2 separate regions of the Mus musculus genome follow, and region 2 is linked to region 1. A link is a loop called in an ENCODE intact Hi-C map of the cell type or tissue named here. Cell type or tissue: left cerebral cortex. All regions are shown on one strand. Links, peaks and the distances in the headings refer to the core of each region. The heading gives the core; the rest is flanking DNA.

The links. Hi-C counts contacts between places; a loop is a spot of excess contacts. Peaks named below come from ENCODE experiments on the same cell type or tissue, not always from the same donor. Only the 100,000 strongest peaks of a DNase experiment are listed, where the experiment ranks them.
Region 2: it touches region 1 in a loop (3-fold over the local background); 5 of 42 quality-filtered maps call a loop at or near these places.

Annotation. Positions count from the first base shown.
Region 1 is chr7:28,720,958-28,732,170 of GRCm38, forward strand. It overlaps Fbxo17 (F-box protein 17), which reads left to right. Exons shown (of 7, transcript NM_015796.2): 2 at 3,658-3,770. Among named protein-coding and RNA genes, the nearest start is that of Fbxo17, 9.8 kb to the left of the region's middle. In left cerebral cortex, for the core only: CTCF peaks have their summits at 3,457 (motif pointing right), 5,896 (motif pointing left) and 6,820 (motif pointing left); DNase peaks (open chromatin) are centred at 5,837, 6,880 and 7,154; H3K4me3 peaks cover 298 bases; H3K27ac peaks cover 1,401 bases.
Region 2 is chr7:28,562,585-28,573,797 of GRCm38, forward strand. Pak4 (p21 (RAC1) activated kinase 4) reads right to left here. Exons shown (of 10, transcript NM_027470.3): 2 at 7,209-7,282; 3 at 5,450-5,714; 4 at 2,229-2,687; 5 at 1,622-2,062; 6 at 364-497; 7 at 1-80. The coding sequence starts at 5,653. Among named protein-coding and RNA genes, the nearest start is that of Mir7049, 7.2 kb to the left of the region's middle. In left cerebral cortex, for the core only: a CTCF peak has its summit at 5,829 (motif pointing right); DNase peaks (open chromatin) are centred at 5,843, 8,254 and 8,766; H3K27ac peaks cover 1,678 bases.

The DNA of each region.
Region 1 (11,213 bases), core at 1,861-9,860:
CAGAGCTTTGTGACTGCTGGGCAGGTGCTCCACCAACCCTGCAGCCCAGCCCTCTTCTCACTTCCTTCCTTCCCTTCTTCTTATGTATCTTTTGTCCCCCATAGTCTAGTCTCACTTGATCACTTAGTAACCCAGATATATATGTATGTATGTATGTATGTATGTATATACACACACACATACATACATATATGATATATATATATATGATATATATATATTATATATAAAACTGAACCTAGTCTCTGTCTTTTTTGAATTCAGCCAGAAGCCCAGTGGGGCTGTAAGACAGGCCCTCTGTGTCAGCTGTTTCCCACACAGGTCTCCACCCACATTCCTCCTGCCCTGCATCAAGGCTGCCATATGGAGCCCATATTCTGGCACTCAGCATAATCCTGGTAAGGCCTGGACAACTGCAGTGAGCCATTCCTCAGGGGTCCGAGTGCATTTGCTTTCCCCACAGCTGTTATGTTAGCAATTATTAGACACCACAGACCCCAACACACCGCCTGGAGCCAGACACTTTAGGAGTCCAGACATTTTTTTATTTTTAAAGTGTATTTATTTATTATGAGACTGGATGGCCTCTAACTCTGTAACCAAAGATGGCCTTGAATGTATGATCTTCCTGCCTTTACCGCTAGATCAGAGGTTCTGTACCCATAGGTTGAGACCCCCTTGGGAGTCACATATCACATATTTATATTATGACTCATAACAGAAGCAAAATTATAGTTATGAAGTAGCAATGAAATAATTCTCTGGTTGGGAGGGCACAGCATGAAGGGTGGCAGCATTAGGAAGGCTGAGAGCCACTGCTCTAGAGTGTTGGGATTGAAGGTGAGAGTGAGCTTCCACATCCAGCTCTGATTCATCCTTTTAAAAGGGTTGGGGGGAGCCGGGCGTGGTGGCGCACGCCTTTAATCCCAGCACTCAGGAGGCAGAGGCAGGCGGATTTCTGAGTTCGAGGCCAGCCTGGTCTACAGAGTGAGTTCCAGGACAGCCAGGGCTACACAGAGAAACCCTGTCTCAAAAAACCAAAAAAAAAAAAAAAAAAAAAAAAAAAAAAAGGGCTGGGGGGGTTTGCATGTATTTATTTACTCATTGTGGGAGTGTATTAGTTACTTTTCAATTATGATAAGCAACTGAAGGAAGAAAGGGTTCATTTTAGCCCAAGGTGCCAGAGGGAGAGATGTGCCGTGGCGGTGTCAGGGCTGGTCATACTTCATCCACACAAGAAGCAGAGAGAACAGGAAGAGAGAAAAAAAAAACCTACAAAACCTTAAAGCCCACCCACACTTCCTTAAACCTTCTATAGGTTCCTTGGGGTTGGAGAAGTAGCCAATCAGTTAGAGCATTGGTCTTGGGGTTACGTCGCCCTCTTCAGGCCTCCACGGTACTGCATACTTATGGGGCACAGATATACATGCAGGGTCATTCATACACATAAAATAATTAAATTAAAAAAATTAATGTCATGGGCTGGTGAGATGGCTCAGCGGTTAAGAGCACCGACTACTCTTCCGAAGGTCCTGAGTTCAAATCCCAGCAACCACATGGTGGCTCACAACCATCCGTAACAAGATCTAACACCCTCTTCCGGAGTGTCTGAAGACAGCTACAGTGTACTCACATATAATAAATAAATAAATCTTAAAAAAAATTAATGTCATTTCCAGTCAGATGGTGGTGGCGTATGCCTTTAATCCCAGCACTCAGGAGGCAGAGACAGAGGCAGGCAGATCTCTATAGGTAGAGGCCAGCCTGGTCTACAGAGTGAGTTCCAGGACAGCCAAGGCTACACAGAGATACCCTGTCTTGAAAAACAAACAAACAAACAAACAAACAAATAAAATAAAGTTATTTCAGGCTGGAGAGATGGCTCAGTGGTTAAGAGCACTGACTGCTCTTCCAAAGGTACTGAGTTCAAATTCCAGCAACCATGCGGTGGCTCACAGCCATCCATAATGAGATCTGATGCCCTCTTCTGGTGTGTCTGAAGACAGCTACAGTGTACTTATATACATAAAATAAATACATAAACCTTTTAAAAAATAATTTCCAATCATCCCAGCACCATTTGTAGAAAAGGTAATCTTTGTCCAGTAATGGCCCCTGTGAGAATGCCTAATACTGCCAAGACAGAGGACTCCATGTTTTATTTTGGCTTTGTTTCTTCAGGAGCCAAAACTAGCTTTATTCCTTTCTCTTGTAGTTTATGAAACAAACAAACAAAAACCTGCAGTCATAGTTTTGATTTTCTTAGATTTTTCTGTTCAGTCAGAATTCTTGGGAGGCTGAGGGTGTGGCCAGAGTTCCCTGGTCTAGATGTCCCAGCAGGTGCAAGGTCCTGGGCTGGATCGCCAGCACAGCAAAGTACAAAACACATAGAAACTTCTAAGGTGGAGGGCTGTGTGTAATATATGTGCTTGTTGAGTTGTTGTGGTTGTTAGCCAGGGCAGGACTGGTCCCGGTATGAATTTCATAACTACCAGCTACAAGGCTAGTGCAAGCATGCGCACAAAAGCCTTCTGGAATCTTCTCTGGCTCTAAACAGGCAGACAATGGTGAATGGAAAGTTTAGGGTTGGGATACCATCCTAAGAAGTCCTAGGTTGTTACTGGGTTGGGGGAACTCTAAGCAACATGCTACAGTGCCCAGAGTTTGAATTATCCATTGTAGAGAGTACTGTCTACTAACATGTACCTTAAATTCCAAGTTCCTACTGTATGCAGAAGCTCTAGGCCAGCCAGGGATATGAAAACATTAAAGAATGCAGAATACTCCAGGCTTGGTGCCTCACGCCTTTAACCCCAGCACTGGGGAGGCAGAGGCAAATGAGTTCTAGGCCAGCCTAGTCTACAAATCGAATTTAGGATAGCCAGGGCTGTTATACAGAGAAACCCTGTCTGGAAAAAATGCAGAATGGAAGCAGGGGGTGGGGGGCTCAGCAGGTAAAGACCCTGTGTGCCGGAAGGAGGCATCAGACTCCCCCAGTTGTCATGCAACTTCCACACCTACACACTACAGCATGCACACTCATGCACAGCAAATGTTTTTTGTTTGCTTGTTTGTTTTGTTTTGTTTTGAACACAGAATGATTTTCTATTGGTTTTGCCTGCAGCTGTTAACTGATTAAATTCCCTTATCTCTCCTCCCCTTCATTTTGTGGCCCATATACATAAACTTACAGCCATCTTAAGCTTCCCTTTATACTAAAAGCTTTAATTTCTCTTTATTTCCTTATGGGGCCCTGTATGACTCCATAGTCATGGGCAGGCTGGGCCAACACTCTACCTCTGAGCCATGCCCCAGACCATCACTGGCTGGCCAACACAATGGATTTTTTTTTAACTAAGGTTTATTTAAGTTTAATTAATTTTAAATGTGTATGGGTGTTTAACTTGCATGTATGTATGTGTGCCACATGATTACAGTACCCGTATAGGCCAGAAGAGGGCATCAGATACCCTGGAAATGAAGTTACAGGTGGTTGTGAATTACCAAGTGGGTGCTGGGAATTGAACCCAGATCCTCTGGAAGAGCAGCCACTGAGTCATCTTTCCAAGCCACTGAGTCATATTTCCAACCCTCTTGACTGTTTTGTTGTACAGTGAAATACATACTTACTTTATGACCCAATAATTCCATTCCTAGGTATTTACTCAAGAGAATGCAACCTGTGCCTACATAGACCTTCATACATGAACAATCATAGCAGCTTCATTCATAACAGCTCCAAGTGGGGAGCAGCTCAAGTGCCCATCAAGGTGAGTGGATAAAACAAACAGATTGTGGTTCATCTGGTCACTGACATATGACTCAGCAAGAAAAGGGGAGTGGAGCTGATGGCTCCATCCAACTATGTGGATGATCTGCTGTTAGCTGTTTGTTTGGAAGGAAGAAGCCAGATTCAGGGACTGAGTGGTATGTGTCAACCAGAGACCAATCAGGAGCCTGGAATCACGTAGTCATTGGAACCATGATTGTTGATGTCTCAGAGCTATGAAGAGTAACAGGAGCGACTCAGTGGTTGGGAGGTAGAGAGAGACAGGCCGATCTCTTGAGATCAAGGGCACAGACCTGTGATCTCTGCACTTAGGCCCAGGCTGTAAGACCAACAATAGTAAGACTGTCTCAGGAAAACCAATACAAAACAAAGAAAACAAACAGGCTGGCAAGGTGTTTCAGTGTAGCCTGTCTTTAGCTACTTTGTGAGTTCTTTCTTCCACTCTTCTCTACCTTTCAACCCCCTAACTTTCAATAGGAGAGGGAAAAGGGAAAGAAAGGAAAGGGGGCACTTATAGTTAGACTACTTCCTGCTGATTAGGGGCATTGAGTTCCTTGGGGCAAATTTGATCTTCACTGTCAGGATATCTTGTTTCTTCTTGTTTTCTTCTTCCCTTACAACTACTTAACAAACAGTAACCAACAACAAGCAACAGCAGACAACAGCAAACAACCCACCCCTGCTCTCGGCTTTCATATGCCCTCTGATAACTCCCCAGAATTCCAAATGTCATACAGTCACAAAAACTATCTGCTGATGGCAAAAATCACACCCCTGCGAGAGCACGAGGCAAATTGTAGCCAGCTGCTAAAGACAGTCTGAAGCAGCGCCATAGGCTACACCTGGGAGTGAAAGGAAACCATATTCCCATAGTGCTTCTGTGTTTTCAAAGAAACCAAAACTCTTATTACATTTCAGCCAGTAAAGATACTTGCCACCAAGCCTGAGTTTCATCCCCAGAGCCCGTGTTGCAGGAGAGAACCAGCGCCTGCAAGCTGTCCACTTATCTCTATATGTGCGCACACACACACACACATGCACACACATACACACACACACACACACACATGCACACACATACACACACACACACTTAAAACATCATTTTGGGAACTGGAAAGATGTCTCAGTAATTAATAGCACCTTCTGCTCCTGTTTAGGACTGACATGGTCACAATCATGATTAATGTCTTTTCTAGGAAACCCAATGCCCTCGGATGACTTGTGTCTCAGGCACCAGACACAAATGTGGTGCACTCATTACATCCGTGCAGGCAAGACATTTATTCACATAAAATAATTATTTTTAAAACATCATCTTATATTATATGTGTGTGTGTGTGCCTAAGCACATGTCTGTATTCTTTGCTACCTGGGAAACTGAGTCAAGAGGGTAATTTAAGCCCGGTAGTTCAAGGCCAGCCTGAGCAACATAGGGAGACCATTACTAAGAAATGGAAGGAAGGAAAGGAGGGAGGAAAGGGAGGAGGGGAACAGGAAATTATGGAGGGAGTGAAAAATGAGTTGAATGAGGTGCCATACAGCCTTAATCCCGTCACTTGGGAGATAAAGACAGAAGGATAAGAAGTTCAAGGCCAGCCTTGGCTGCCTAGAACCTACTTCAAAAACACCAAGAAGAGCCACTGAGATAGCTCACGGGGAAGGCACTTGCCAGCAAGCTGGACAACCTGAGTTCATCCTCAGAAACTACTGGGTAGAAGGGACGAACTACCACCTGCAAACTTTCCTCTGATTGCACACACATGCTTTAGCATAAGTGCATCTACATGCACACAACACGCACTATATAAACAAGTGTTAAAGGTAAACATTTAAAGGAACAGAAAAAAAGAAATCAAAAGGAAGAACAATTAAAAAGACAGCAGCCCCAGGCTGGAATTGGCTTTACCGGAAGTGCATATCCAGTCGGAGGCCACACAAAAACGCATACAGAAAAGTGTCTGGAGCGAGATGGTAGTGCCAGCCACACGTGGCAGGAGCCAGGCGCTGGAGAATCCTGGTGATGCCATAGATGCGTCAGAGCCTGCAGGCGCATGCCGCAGAGAAGCCCAGCCGCCTGCCACGCTCCTCCAGCGCCCCCTACTGGAAACCTGTAGCATCGTGGTAGCCATCAGAGGAAAAAAAGACTTCAAGGCCTTTTTTTAAAGGCCTAATATTAGTTCAATAAATGGTTCATTGACCTGTTCTACAGCAGTTCAGTGCCGTGATCCTAGAAAGCTTAAGGCTAGGGCATATTCTAATCCGACTTGCACTAGAGTGAGACCCTGTATAACAACATCAACAAAAACAAAAACTACCATCGGATTCTAGAATACTTGAGGGCTGACAAGGCTCAGTGGGTAAAGGTGCCTGGTGACACACGTGACGACCTGAGTTCGATCCCCCGTGATCCACATGTCGAAAGAAGAGAATTGAAATTGATGTAATTATAAAAAAAAAAAAAAAGAAAGAAAAAGCCGGGTGAGTTCCAGGACAGCCAGGGCTATACAGAGAAACCCTGTCTCGAAAAACCAAAAAAAAAAAAAAGGAAAGAAAAGAAAAGAAAAACTTTTAAAAAGCCAAGCACTTTTTAATCCCAGCCCTCCCAAGGCAGAAGCAGGTGGATCTCTGTGAATTAACAGCATTGTTTATTTAGCAAGTTCCAGGGCAGCCAGGAATACATAGTCTCTCTCTCTCTCTCTCTCTCTCTCTCTCAAACATGCCTGCACCCATGCATGCACACCCCTTTAAAAAGGTAAAAAACAAACAAACAAACAAAAACACCTTGGATTTGGAGTGGGAGGACAAAGATAGATGGTTGCATAAATAATGATGTTGTTTTAATGCTCTGGGAACTAACTGAACTCAGCCAACTGGCCCACACTCAGGGGTCTCATATGTCATTGCTACAAAATGGAAGAGGAGTCTGGGTCACAGGATGATGGCTTTTATGTTGGTCCCCGTGTTGGGAATGCTAAACCAGCTGGCCAATCCCTGCTGTCTTCAGCACAGCACCCTCAAGTGGCCAGCTGAAATGTCAGCAGCTGGCACCGGCCGGGATGTGCTGGGGCCAGCTTGCACCAGCTCAAGTGGATAAACTGCGCGTATCTCTTTCCAACTTCACAGCCCTGGGGCCTCAGCTGGGCAGTGTAATTGTGTGATTCATACCCCAGGCAACAACCAAGGCTATAAACATTAGTCTTCCCACCCTCCGACCCCCACCTAGCCAGTTGTTAACTACCTAGCAACGATCTAGGACTCCCAAGAGGGATCGTGACTCTACAGGGAGTCAGAGGCATTTTTAGACTGCCACCTGGAAAATCCCTTGGCAGTGCCACTTCTCCAGTGACTGAGGCCTTGTGACTCGCAGACTGATGGAGTTACGTGTCAGAGAGCAAGTACCATCATCATAGTCCTTTTTGGAATGTACAGTCATAGGTTTTTGCAGATGGAATGTTAGCAGCATCCCCAGTTACCATGCCAACCAAAAATAACCAGCCAACAAACATGCAGCTCAGACTCTCTTACCAGTAGCTGAGTGACAAGCAGACAGTATCTGATTTCCCCCACCCAAACTGGTCTCAGCCAGTGATTGACATTTAGCCTCCAGATTGTGGGAGCGATGTACCATGGGCATCCCCACAGAGAGACCTGGAGTTCCTACATGCAGCAGACAGGATTCAAGCTTTGCTTGGCTCAGTCTTGCAGGCCCCCTACCCCTCTTCTTTTTCTGTGTAACACGCGTATGCATGGTGCCCTCAGAAGCTAGGAGAGGGTGTCAGATCCCCTGAAACTGGAGTTAGAGCAGTTGTGACCCACAATGTAGGTGCTGGGAAATTGAATCAGTCCTCTACTAGAGAAGTGAGTGCTATTGTCCCCTGGTCCATTGGTTCAGCCCCATTTGTCTGTCTGTCCTCTTCCTCCTCCTTTTCTTCTTGAGTCCCTAGCTGGTCTGGACCCCACTGTGTAAAGTAGGATGGTGCAAGCTCACAGAGATCTGTCTACCTCTACCTCAGGAGCACTGAGATTAAAGGTCTAGGCCACCACACTTGGCAAGAAAAAGAAATTTTTTTTAGAGAAAAGTTTAAAAAAGGGGGGGAGTAGTTTGGTGGTGAGGCCTCACAATTATAAAGGAGGCAGCCAGGGAAAGGCTCAGAGACGTGGCCACCTTTAAGTGAATACCTGAGTGAGAGGAGAACAGAGAGACAGTGGGCAGATAGTGTGAAACCTTACGGCCCTCAGAGAGGAGTCTGCCATTAGCTTGAGAACGGGGAGTTGTGGAGGGTTCTGAGCTGCACAGGACAGCACCTGACCCAAGTGTTTCCCCTACCTGAGTGCTTACGAGGAAGGAAGCACAGAGCCAGGAGATGGTGGTGGTGCAGGTGACAGCTGATGAGGACTAAGGTTCAAAGGTCATCTCTGACAGGCCATCAGAGCAGCCTCCAGTGAGGAACCCCGGTAGAAGCCTAGAATGAGAAGGTTCCTAGAACCTAGGTGACGACAGCGAAACGCTGCTGATGGCTACAGCAGAGAACACTCACCTTGCATCACTGCAGTCATTGAGGACCTTGACGTTACAGCGTGCTTAGAAAAGGTTCACCATCTGGGCATGGTGATACATACCTATAATACCGGCACGTGGGAGGTGAAGGCTGATGGAGTTCAAGGTCAGCCTTGGCTACATAGCAAGTTTGAGAGTATCCTGGGCTACATGAAATCCTGTCTTGGGGGTGAGGGGAAGGAAGGAAGGAAAGAAAAAAGGAAGAGAGGGAGGGAGGAAGGGAGGGAGGGAGGGAGGGAGGGAGGGAGGGAAGGAAGGAAGGAAGGAAGGAAGGAAGGAAGGAAGGAAGGAAGGAAGGAAGGAAGGAAACAGATTCAAGAGATACTACTGAGGGCAGAAAGCACAGGTGTAGGTGTTTATGGACTTTTTGTTCTTGGATCTTGATTTTAGAGACTTTCAGTAGGCTGATCTAGAACTTAGAATGTTCTGGAATCATGGATACATGCACTGCTGTACATGGCTAAGTGGGATGAGGGGCAAATTTTACTCTAAAGAGGCAAAAGGAGCCTGGTGTGGCCAGGCTCAATTGTCGAACCACTACCTAAGTTCACCAGTGCAGGTCTGAGGTGCAGCTCAATGATAGAATAACTGGCTAGCACACTCAAGGCCCAGAATTGCACTCTCAGCACTGTGGGAGTTGGGGGTGTGGAGAGATAGGAGGAAAGAGGAGTAGCAAGACATGAAATAGTGTAAGAGTAAGAGAGAACCTGGCATGGCCATGTCTGTATTTCCAGCATTTGTGTAAAGGAAGGCTACATTCAAGAAAAGGCCAACAGGGAGCTGGAGAGATGGCTCAGTGGTTAAGGGCACTGACTGCTCTTCTAGAGGTCCTGAGTTCAATTCCCAGCAACCACATGGTGGCTCACAACCATCAGTAATGGGATCCGATGCCCTCTTCTGGGGTGTCTGAAGAGAGTGACAGTGTACTCACATACATAAAATAATAAATAATTCTTATTTTTTAAAAAAAAGGAAAGAAAGAAAGAAGGAAAGAAAGAAAGAAAGAAAGAAGGAAAGAAAGAAAGAGAGAGAGAGAGAGAGAGAGAAAGAAAGAGCGAGCAAGCCAGTGGAAGGCAGCCTCATTCAAGAAACCACGAAGCTCCAAGTCCACTTACAGGCTGGAGTAGCTGAAAGGTTAGAATACAGGAAAGAGAACTGAAAGATTTCTCTCTTGGCCTGCAGTTGACCATTGCTAGGGCTAACCAGTGAGTAGTCAGTTCAAAATAATCAAGTGATCCAAAAAATTAACTCGTGGCCAGTCATTAGGGATGGAGTAAGATGCCAATAGGAAAGTCAAGAATCTATAAAAATAGCCGGGCATGATGGTTCACACCTTGAATCCCAAGGCAGAGGCAGGTGGATCTCTGTGAGTTCAAAGCCAATCTGTTCTACATAGGATGTTCCAGGCCAGCTAGGGCTATATAGTGAGACCCTGTCACAAAAACAAAACAAAACAGAAATCACAAAACAAACAAACAAACAAACAAAAAAACCAAAATTGTTCTAGGGATCATATTACTTTGGTTTGGGGAATTGTCATTGTTTAACCAAGATGGAGGAGCCTTACAAAAATGGTATGTTAATGGCTAATACTTGGGAGGCAAAGGGGACCTGGAGTTAAGGACAACAGCCTAGACATCACAGGGAAGAGGAAGGGAGAAAGGGAAGGAAGGAGGAAGACACATAAAGTTGGGGGTGGGGGTGAGGAAAGAGTAAATATGAGAATCCGATTCCCAGGTAGCACTGGAGAGAGTGGTGGACGTGGGGCTTGTAGGCTTATATTTTTCAAAACCCACTTTACTAATCTTCTAGCCCACCACCCACCAGAGGCAGTGGAAAAGAAAGGGTAATTGGGCAAAGGAGGATGCGGACCTGGTTAGAAAGAGTTCTTTGGAGTGAATCCAATCTTTGTTGTCAGGATATCAGTAGTTCAGCTCAAAGTAGCTCAACCCACTTGCAAACACTATTCATGAATCAGCAATGGCAATCTGATCCAGAAGAAACCACCAGGCTCTGCCAATCTGGCCCCAGTAACAAGGAAATGGCAAGAAGCTGCCAGAACACCACCAGAAATTCTTTGGCTCATTTCTCTCTATGAAGTCATGACAAATGATGAGCAAAGAGTGGCAAGGCGAACCAATGCCACACAGCCTTGTCACTGTCTGTGGGGTCATACTTACACCCTTTCCAAACATCACATGTTCTCTCAAGTGTCTGCTCTAGCAAAACATCACGGGCCCTGTTTCTAGGCAGCTTCTAGAAAAACACCAGGTGTCTGTCCTCAGCAAAACATCTTCCCATGTCTGCTTCAGCAAAAACATCCTCTCATAAGACAGTTTCCAAAAAAAGCATCACAGGACACAACTGAATCTCCAACGAAACCAGAAATTTCCACTTTAGAGGCTTGCTTCACAGAGATGTGAGGCTGCCAAGTAAGACTGTATTGTTCTTATGGGTATAGGCATAGGGGAACTCAGAGTTGGAATTCAAACAACACTAGGTATGCAAGACTTTAAATGGTCAGCCATGGAGATGAAGCTAGGTACAGAAAGAGTGAGAGGCAGCAGGAAGGGTGCAGGAACATAGGATTGGAGACCAAAGGGTGTGGGTCTCCAAGACCCTGGAGAAAAATGACAGAGTAAAGGAAATGATGGGCCTTGGGTGAGAATATGGTGGGTAGTAGACTCACTGCCCTCCAGTGCCCTCCAGCTGAGATCTTCAGATGGGGGCCTGGTGGAGGGTTGAGACGGAATAGTCTGGATGCGGCTCGGAGGAGCAAGGACACTACTGGTTTGGAAGGAACATAAGCAGAGACTTGGATTCTAGATACCTTCAGGAAGAAAGTATGAGATATATAGTGAA
Region 2 (11,213 bases), core at 1,528-9,527, 160 kb before region 1:
GGATGACACCCTGGGCGTGGAGCACAGCCAGCGCCTGAAGCACAGCCAGGCACACGGCGGCGATCTGTTCCTCGTTCATCCTGCGCGGGCAGAGGAGCAACTGGGCACTCAGCGCTGCCTTGGGCATCCCACCCTGGGGTGAGAGTGGGCAGTGAAGAGGCCCCTACCCTGCTTTAGACAACAAGAGGTCACAAAGACCCGCCTCAACAGGGGTCAGGGAGCCACGATGCTATGACCCCCATCCTGTGTGCCTGGCCTCACTGCCCCACCCACACTCTGGAGGGCACTTGTCTATCACCAGAGCCTAAAGGGTCCCAGTTCCACCCCAGGGAGCACATGAGCCAGCAGGCTGCCCTATGGTACCTGGTGTGGGTGACAATATCCGTGAGGGCGCCGCCTTCCAGGAACTCCATGACGACCCAGAGTTCGTCACCCACCAGGTAGCTGTTGTACATCTCCACCACGTTCTCGTGCCGGTAGTCCCGCATGATCACCACCTGCACGGGGCAGATCAGCACTGGGACCTCAGGCACTGCCTCTACCCTTAGCCCTGGCATCAGCCAGCCTGCCTCCACCTTCCAGCAGGTTGTATGCCGGCAAACCAGCTCACTCCAGCTGTCCCCTTTTCCAAAGCCAAGAAGACCTGGAGGCCAGCCTGTGGGCGACTTCATTCTAGGGATACACCCTGGACACCATGCAGGTTCTCTAATCCTGACCAGTCCTGGCCGGTTTTTTAGTGGTCTGACTATCAGGGGGCATCTGGAGAAGTAAGGAGGACAGGAGGACAGGAAGGTATGAAGGAAAGCTAAAATAAAAGCTGTCTGTGTGTGTGTGTGTACATATGTGTGTGTGTGTGTACATATGCATGTGGTGCACATTAATGGAGCACTCCAGAGGGAGGACTGACTGACAAGGGAAAGAAAGGTCTAGGAGATGTGGCGGGAACACTGCCTACAGGGACGAGAGCAGGCTAAGTGTGAGGAGGAATTCTTGGTGTGGATGGAGCCCTGGGCTGTGGGCTGTGGAACAGGTGAGGGTAGGAAGTGTTAGGTGACAGGCAAGCAGACTGGACCTCAGGGGACTCTTGTAGCAGGGTTAGGAGGTACCTGTCACACCCACACACTTCAGAACTGCCTTTGTGATGGATGCCAAGGTTGACACCCAGAGCCAGAAACGGGGTCGAACCAAGTTCAAGTCCAAGTCTGGTTCTGAGCTATCTGGGACAGGATCTGATGGGCAAGGAGCTGAACTCTGACTTGAGGACATGGGAGACATTAGGAGGGTCTGTCAAGGCTGCAAAGGACTCCTTTCTCGGATGTGATACATGGAGTGCCCAGGGGAGGCCTGACAGAAAAGCTGGAGCCCAAGGGTGGGAGAAAGAGGCTTCACAGAAGAGGGACTGGAGGAAGGGGATCCTGGGCAGTGGTCTCGAGTGACGGATGACAGAGCATCCCAGAGACAGGAACCCTGAAGGAGAAGAGGTCTGGAGGAGAACACAGGCCCAGGACTAGTTGGAACAAAGTCATGGGCACTTGGGATGACAGGCACAGGCAGGAGTCTTAGCCTGGGACAGCTGTGAGGAGAGGAGGGCAGAGCATTGGGCTTCCCGGCCAGCACCCACCTCATTGAAGAGCAGTTCACGTCTTTGCTGCTTGCGCAAGTCCATCTTCTTGACGGCCACCAGTTTGCCTGAGCTGCGTACAGTGGCAATGCACACAATACCTGTAGAGCCCTCACCAATCTTGATGAAGTTGTCTAGATAGGAACGAGGGTCCCCTGGGTCCACCACCAGCTGCAGGGCAGCCCGGAACTGCTCATGGGACACTCGTTGGGGCTCCCGCTGTGGTGAGCGAGGCCCAGGGGGCCCAGGGGCAGGAGGTACAGCAGGGGCAGCAAGGGCACGTGCTGGGGGGGCCAACTGGGGCTCAGAGGCATGGGGACCCAGAACTCCTGGGCTGGGAGCACCACGGGCTCGGGTGGGAGGCCGGGAGGAGGAGGAAGACTGAGGAGCGGCCAGGCCTGTGGCTGAAGGCCCATTAGGGGCCATGGTATGTGGCTCCCCCTGCAACAGAAGAAAGAGGCGTTGTGAGTGGAGTCTGCATTAACTCTCACCATCCGGATGACCTGTGGTCAGGATGAGAAATGCGCTATGGACTGGAATAGGGGCGGGGGGGTGGGAGGGAAACAATGGAGTGGATACTGAGGTGCTAAAGTGGGGGATGGGTTACCTGGGCACCGCGGGGTGGGTGGTCCGTGTCAGCCCGTGGGTATGTGTTAAAGGGCCTGCCAGCTGCTAGTTTTGTCCCGCTGGTCAGACTGCCAGGCTGAGGAGTGCTGACATCAGGCCCAGAGAGTGGGCGCTTATCGCGGGAGGCCTCCTGGGGTCCTCCTGGACCATCCCTCGAAGATTTGGGCCTTTTCTCTGGCCCCACCCGCCGTCTGTCACCACTGCCACTGCCTGCCTCACTGTGGCCTGTGGCCCGGGCTCTGCTTCCAGCTTTGTCAGGGGCCATTCTGGCCGGGGCTGCCCGCTCCTCCAGCATTCCATTCTCCTGGTGGGCACGGGCAGGTGGTGGTGGACTCTCTCTGCGTAGGGAGTTGGAGCGCGTCACCGACATGTTCTCAAATTCGTCAAGCAGCAGAGTGAGAGCCCCATCCTTGGCACCTTTGCTGCCCCGAACGATGGTCTGGGGTCCAGGCAATGGCAGGGTAGGGCCAGGAAGGAGGGGACACAGGTCGTGCATCCGACACAGGAAAGACAATACAACACAGAAACAAGACAGAGACAGGTGAGGTGATAGCCTGTGATGATGGGTGGGAGCCCCAGGAGCTGCTGTCACGCCCACCACCCACTCTGGTGCTCCCCCAACAAGTGCCTCTTGACTTTCCTTGGCTCCCAGCCTGGCAGCAAGCTCTGCCCTGTGGACTAGGGTGAGGGAGGAGAACTCAGCCTATAATCAGCCCCCAAGAGCTGCAAATTACAGGCCGCTTGGCTCAGCACTTCCTCCCCTGCAGGCTGCCAGCATCATTAACCCTCAAACCACGCAGCTCTGATCCCCTAGGGCAGAGGATGTGGCGCAGAATAGAAAGCCCACAGCCTAAAGCTAGGAGGCTTGGGAGCTGTGTGGCAAGCGTCAACTGAAACATGCCCTGAACCACCAAGCCTCCACTCTCCCTGCCCCACTGAGGTGTGGTCTTCTTGGCTCCTCCTGAGCACTGGGCACATCAGGCGGTTCCTCCAATACACTGGATGTGTGTCCATCAGCTCTTTGCCCTGCCCTACATCTCCCAAATGTCTCCATGGCTGTCCCACTCCCCTCCCAGAGGTCTCTGATCAAAACCTCCTTCTCTGAGGACTTGCTAACCCCTAGTTTAAATGCCAGCCCACAAGTCTCCGGCTCTTTCCTTTTTTCTTCTAGAACAGTGGTTCTCAGCCTTTCTAATGCTGCGACCATTCCTCATGCTGTGATGACCCTAAACACAAAATTATTTCATTGCCACTTCATAACTGTGGTCTGCTACTGTTATGAATTGTAATGTAAATATCCACTATGTGGGTCGTGACCCACAGGTTGAGAACCAGGGTTGTAGGCCTGCTGCAGCGGACTAGGCTGTGAGCCCAGGATGCTGCTTTACCCTGTGGCCTTCCCGGGGCTGAGCACTTGTTCTACCATTCACAGCCTACCAGGTCTTGGACCTAGATCAGAGTCCACACCAAGAACAAGGTACTTTGCAAAAGAAGGAAGGAAGGGAGGAGGAAGGCAAGAAGGAGAGGTGGGGAGTTGCCTGGATAGTCTCTGAGGCTGAGTTTATACTGAGCTCCCGGGAACGACCTGGAGTCCATAAGGCTCCTAATGGCATGCTGTGGTCCCAGCCTCTTGTGGGCCCTGGCTGTCTGCCTGAAAGCCTGGCCTTGTCCAGGGAGTCAAGAAAGATGGATGTTAGGTTTCAAACCCAGGACAAATGGCTGAGGTGCCTATTTGACATATCAAAGCAGACCAGGCCTCTAGCATTTCCCAGCATCCCTCAGTCCCTACCTGTTACAGGGTCTTTCTTTCCGGCATCCACTGCTTCCCCCTGGACTGCCTTCCCCCAGCTGCCTTTCCCTATATAATCCAGCCATTTTGGCTGCGCTGACTCTGCTGCCTTTTACCCTCCTGGCCTCCTGGCTCTTCCCTCCCCCTCTCCTCACCTGGCTCAGAGTCATGTCCACTCTGGCCTCTTCCAGATGCCCCTGCCTCTGGCTGTGCTCTCCCTCATACCCACAATAACCTCCTCCACCACACCTAGGAGCAGGCATGTTTACCTTTTTCATTTCTTTTTTCCTTCAGGGGCTACCTGCCAGGCTCTGCTATTAGAACCTGAGTCAGTGGTCAGGAAGCTTGTCATCTAGGCAGTCCCAGCTAAGGTGCCTGCCTGCACGGGAATTAGGACAAGTGTCCTTCCCCTGGCAGGACTGTGGAAAGGTGTGGAAACACAAGGGTGCATAGAGCAGTGGTGAAATTTTGGGGACACACAATGTGTGAGAAATGACCACAAAGCTCATTGGGTCATGGGAGTGTTTAGGGTGGGTTGTCTGGGGACTATGGAGGGGCCTACTTCATAACCAGTTGCTACTGGCTTCCAGCTGGCCTGGGGCATGAAAAGCCCATACAGATTCAGATGACAAGAGGGGCTTTCTAGGCAACAGAGAGAAGTCAAAGCTCTCACATGACCCTACGGGGCCACAGAAATAACCAGAAAGAGCCCAGCCTCCACCCAAGCACCACGGCTGTGGGTGCCCTGATGACGCTGCCTCTCTCCTGCCAGACCCTGGCTGGTCACTGGGAGAGGATGAATCAGCTGCAGGGCCGGGTACCCAGCCTGCTGACCATAGGCACGCCCAACTCCACCAAGTGGGGACACGTCTGGCTGTACTCCTCTGGGTCCCACCACCCATGGCATGAGTCCAGCTGGGGCACTCTTACCACTAGGCCTGCAAGGCTGTAGTTCCTGCCTAGGCAGTGAGACCACAATTCTCACATTGTACACGGGGGCGGGGGAAGTGTGAGGATCTTGGATCTAAACCTCAAGTCTCACTCCAACTGACAATTTGCTCAGGATGATAAGACTGAATGGCTGCTGCCCTGCTCCCATCTGCCTCAGCTGCTCCTGGACCTTGGAATGCAGCTTAGGCATCCCCTAGCCAAGCCCGGATGTTGTCTGGGAGCACTCCCATGTTGTCTCCCATGTCATGAAGCACTGGGAGACCAAGGTTGAATGTGTAGTGTTGTGGTGTTGGGGCAGGAGTGGAAGTCAGAAGCTGACCTTCCAGGATTGTACTGGCAGGTGGAAGGCCGACCACTGGGCTACAGAGGTGGGAGGTTCTGCAAAGAAGCCAGGAGCAATTGAAGGGCTGGGCCATTCTGGCAGTATGGGCTGTGGGCTAAAGTGGTGTGGTGATGGCTACCTTGGGGGCTCCAGGCTGGATGGACGTGATGCAGGCAGGGTCGATCAGGGGCTTGGGTCTGCGTGCTGATTCCTCAATCAGGCTCTGCCACTGGCGGGGCAGCCCTGTGAACTTCTGCTCATGCTGATCAAAGCCTGTGTGTACACGGTGCTCGAAGTTGGATGGGGCTGAGATCTCCACCCGCTTCTTCTTCTTTCCAAACATGGTTCCAGGGCCTTAGCACAGAGTTTGTGAACAGTGGGGTGGCTTGAGTTCTTACAGGCACCTGTAGGAAGGAAGCACCAAGGGAGGTGGGATCAGTGGCAGGTCATCTGTCACTCAAACCTTCTCCAATTCTTTGCTTCTGCCCTGGCTGGTTCAGCAGATATCTCATATACCAGCAGGGGGCAGCAGACTCTTCCTGGGCCCTCTGAGCAGCTATTTTTGTGGGTTCCTCTTGAGCAACTAGAGGGTCAGCCCAGCTGTCCTCTCTTCAGAGCCACAGCTCCTTGTGGCCCATCACCTTCACAGCAGCTTTCATACTGCAGGGCCTTTGCACAGGCAGTTCCCCTTGCCTATCATCCCAGGAGCTCCCTCCCTCCCCTCCTCCAGTTCCCCTTCCTGTGTTTAACACAGCCTGCTGGCCATCACTTCACCTTCAGATGCCCTCACCTTCGGGGAACCTGCTGCTATTCCTATGTGTAGTGCCTCTTGTCTCCCTCCAACCCCAGTAATGATAGCAGTGCCTACACCCGCCCATCCATAGTCTCCCTAGTCCCACCTCTGGGCACCAGTGAGCAGTCCCCACCTCTAGTCTGGCCACCCCAGCCATTGGCTACAGACAAATGGAATGCCTCTCCACACTGGGACATTCTCCTGTCTCTAGGGCCTGGGTCTTCAGCTGGGTACTATATAAATACCCAGGAAAGGCCAGTCAGGAACCCAAGGGTGAGCCAGGCATGGTGACATACCACTTTAGTCCCAATACTCGAAGGCAGAGCCATGTGGATTTCTGTGTGTTCAAGGCCAGTCTGGTCTACATAAGTGAGTTCTAGGCTAGTTAGAGCCTATCTCAAAAAGGGAGTGGGGAGCTGGAGAGAAAGCCCAGCAGGTAAGAGCACTGGCTGCTCTTCTAGGGGACCTGGGGTCAGTTTCCACATGGGAGCTCACAACTGGACATAACTCCACTTCTAAGGGATACGACACCCTCTGACTTTCAAGGACATTAGCAACACATGTGGTGCACAGACATACATGCAGGCAAAAACACTCATACACATAAACTTTAAAGACTAATAACCATTTTTAAAAAGTAAATTAAAAATAAATAACAACAGTTACAACAACAACAACAACAACAACAAAGAATCAAAAGATGAGCCAGGAGCACAGGCTCAGTAGCCGCAATCCCAGCTACTCAGGAGGCAGGAGGATGGCAAGCTCAAAGCTCTGCCGAGATAGAGTGGATTCAGGCTATTCTGATCAACGTGGTGAAATTGTCTCAAAATAAAATGATAAAAAGGTCTGGGGCTGCAGCTCAGCAGCAGAGAACTGCAGAGTAGGCGGGAGGCCCTGGGGTCCATCCTAGCTGAAGGACAGGATGATGGTGGCACCCCACAGAGGATCAAGCAATGAGGGACACTAGGCAGCCTCCCAACAATCCTCTGCCTCTCACTACCTGAGTCCTGGGTGATGAAGCAACTGAGCCCCTCCCTGCCTGGGACCAGCCCCTTATGCTGGAGAGACAGGCCCTGTGGGAAGAGCCTGGAGTCCGACAGACCTGGTCTGAAGCTGGCTGGGCTAGAAGCACCTTTGCGTGGGTGACGTCTCCTCCTGAGGCTTTGAGTTACTCATCTGTAAGACAGGAAGAAAAGATCTATCAGTCATTCAATCACTAACACCCACTCTACTCTGGCTGATAGTCGGACACGAGAACAACCTAGACAGCCTATGACCCACTAGGGTCTACCTGGGGCAGACGGTCCCTAGGTAGTGACAGTGTACACTGGTAGGGACTGGGCCCACAAAGTGCTACCAACCACGGAAGGATGGCAGGTGTGCTAAGGGAGGCTTCCTATAGGAGGCTTCAGGAGTGAAGGCCCAAAGGACCAAAGGGTGTCAGAGGACTTTCATCTTTGTCCCACCTGGCTCTTCAGTACCTGGCAGGGTGGTGGGCAGACACAGAACCAGCACCCAGCCCCAGTGAGACTCTGCTGGGGAAGTGGCTACAGACAAGTGTCCAGGGGGCAGCTCTCTTCTTCTCCAGGCATGGCTCTCTTTCTTGGGAGTCACTGGCTCAGCCTACAAGAAGGACATTAATGGGCAGCCAGCCAGGGAAACCGGTTTGGCAGCCAAGCCAAGAGAGAGGCAGGTGGGGACGCAGCAGCCAACCTGTCTCAACTGGTCCCAAGGGGCCAGCAGGTGGCCAGCCCCGGGCCTGGACAGGACTTTCCCAGCTGGTTTAGTTTCTTTGCTTGATCCAAGTCCAGGGGTTGTGGCTGAGGGTTGGGACAGCTAGGGCAGAATGGGCACCTCTGGCTTCCAGCCTTCTCTGCCTCAGAACCAGCACTGCAACATGCTGCCCTCCTCCCAGCCTTTCCTGTCCAGCCTGTCCCAGCACCCCGACCTCTGCACCAGGGCTACCCAGCCCTCCTTGGCGCTACGCCTGTCTCTACAACTCTAACAGTGCCACACCTTGTGCTGCCTGGCACAGCGTGGAGCCTGTGCTGCGACCTGCGGCTCCCTGTCCTCCGTGTCTAGCTTGCTATCCACCCTGAACTCTTGGCTCTACTCTCAGTTCCCACCTCCCACACCGAGGGAGCCCCAAAGCAGCTCCCAGATTTGGCAGTATAGGGGGTGGTAGTGCATGTGACCACTCACTAAGCATAGGGAAGCGCTCAGAATGGAAAAGGTGGGAGAGCTTTCAGCAGTGCCTTTCCATGCTCCCCCACACAGACCCCTACCCCCACCCATAAGCCCCAAGCCACCTTGCATACTGCAGCCACTTGTGACCCTGCAGGAGAAGGGGCGGAAGGGCACACCTCCGGATATTTGCCTGGGCCACCCCTTTCCTCTGGGCAGCATATGGAGGGAAGGACAAACAGAGGAACTGGTGTTTATAATGACCTGGTGTAGGCCCCACCCAGGCCCTTTTAGGCATCTCGTGGCTGGGATGGGTCTCCCAGGCCAGCTCAGAATTTCAGAGCCCTGCAGCCCAAGCCTCAACCCCCAGCTGACAGTTAGCTAGCACTATATGCCCTGATTTCTATATCTGTGAAGACCCAGCCCACAGCTCATGCCAGGAAGCTCAATGAGTGACCCTAGGGAAAGACTCCACTCTTATGCCTCAGTTTCCTCTTGTTGGGAGGGTGACGACAGAAGCTGCTTCCAGCAGCTTTTATAAGGAGTCACAGGAAAAACAAGCAAGGCACTGAAGGTCTGGCTCAGAGCCAACTCTTACTGACGCTTAGGCAGTAAATCCTCAATGCTAGTTACATGAGAACAGTAGCCAGCAGGAATGTGCACCTACTGTGTGCCACCTCTCTTAGAAGCACTGTCCCAGTATCTCTCACCCTTTGTTCCTGACCCAGCAGGAGAGCCACTGTGAGCCCCATGCCCTAAGTAAGGTTCTCACTTGTCATGGGCAAAGCCAGAGCAGACATGAGAGTAGGCCACTTCTCCCAGGGCCTATGGCCCCTGCTTCTGGCGCAGATCCAGCCAATGATGCTCAGCCCTGTGATATACGCACAGCCCTACAATGGAGGCACCTTATCCCAATTGTCTGGTGTGGAAACAGACTCCTTTGTCCAGGCACCCAACCAGTCAGAGGTTGCCAAGGTTTGACCCAGGAAGGTGAACACAACAGGCTGGCCTCTTACTAGCTTGCACTGTGTGCAGCTAGTCTGGGCCCCCATGATGCTTCTACCTGCCAGGCCCACACCTTATCTTTCCTCTCCTGTGCTGGACTTCACCTCCTACCCCAGCCTGCCCCAGAAATGGGTTTCCTGGACCTCCTCCCAGGATCTCTGGTGAGACAAGCTGGTCCCAGAAACGATGCCTGAAACCCTGTCCCCCCACCAATGTACGCCATGGGGTTCTAGAGCTGACATGCTCACTATGAAGGAGCCTGCGGCCCTGGAGAGTCACCAACACAAGCCCCTTGGCTTCCAGAGACCTCAGAGTAGGGGCTATTCTGGGCCAGTGTTGGGGAATCTTGTTGGACCCTGGAGGTAAAGGGGTGACTGAGTACCCACGGAAGAGATACAGATGGAGCAGTATGGCCAGCAGCTCCCTCCAGCCAAGGATACACACTAAAAATGACTATATTTTAAAATGCTTTTTTCATTTCTTTAATCTCTGATTCTTCAATTGTGGGATACTCAGTTCTCTAGTCCCCCCTGCGCCCCTGCTCTGCTCTCAACCTTTCTCGAGAGGCAGATGCATCCATCTCCCATGCTCCTGAGGGAATGAGCCGACAGCTCCAGGAAAGCCCTCCCTGCCTCAGTGTACCCCTTGTTTTCCAGGACTGAGCTGCAACAGTGTCTGGCTCTGGCATGCTTGAGCCCACACCCACTCCCCCACAGTCAGCTCTGGCTGTCAAGCCACAGCCCTGACCTATGCCATGTAAATGCGTCCCACATCCCACTCTCCTTCAGCCTCCTGCTGGGACAGGTTCCCACTTCTTCCAGGTAGTCCTAACTCCTCCTAGATGGGCCCATCTTCCTCATCATACACTGCCCAATCACAAGTGACCGGTCATAGTTGCTGGGCCTTCACCTCCCTATCCATTTGAGTGACAACTGAGGTGGAGCCTACTGGGCCCTCAGCTCTGCAGAGTCTGCAGGGTTCACACTGGGGAAAGATGACAATCATTAAACCAGGTCCACCCAAGGTCTGCGGGGCAGACTTAAGTCCTGAGAGGAAATAAAGGCAGGCTCAGAGCGCAGGCAAAAGAGGCAGGAACTGTCAATGCAGTCCTTGAGTGCATGAGACCAAAGAGGTTCTGTGCTCAGGAAGAGGGGCAGCCAGGAGGTAAGAAACGGCAGGGCGAAGGTGCTGAGACAGGCACTTGCTGGATGTAGCCAAGAAGGCCTGGCGGCTATATTGCAAAGGTGAGGGGAGAGTAGGGTTAAACAACACAGGCTGGTGACCAGACAGATCAGGTGGCACCTGTGGGCCATAGCAAGGGCTCTGTTTTTCCCAAGTAAGATGAAGATACAGGAAGATCTAGGCAAGGGAGGGACAGCAGGAGCCAGGGAGATGGCTGTGACTAGCCAGCAGGAGATAAGGCAGACAGGACACCCTAGGGGCTGTGGCATGGGTAAAGTGGGCAGGTTCTGCTCAGTCCAAAAACCAAGGTTCAAGATGGTGCCAGGGCACGGAATGTGAACTCTACAGGCCCAGCTTGCTTGGCATAGCTTACTCCAGCACCACCTGGCTGGGCCTGGGCACACTGGCCTCCAGTTTGTCCACTCAAGAGAGCTTAGCCACCCCGCCCCCCCAGCATGATAGTGTCAGCCTATCCAAAGCTGTCAGCCTGCAACACTGGTGGCTTACACAGCAGGCATGTAACAGGTACATACACTGGTCTACCATGGGTCCCGCAAACAGATCTAGGTGGCTGGGGAGACCTCTTCCTTCCTGTTTCCCGAACCAGGAAACTGAGGCCTACAAAAGTGAAATCACTGTTCAGGGATACCCATTCCGTCCCACAAAGGTCTTGTAACATCCCACCACTGTACTGCTTCTCAGTGGCCCTTGCTCCAGCCAGGGACTCCATTTCATA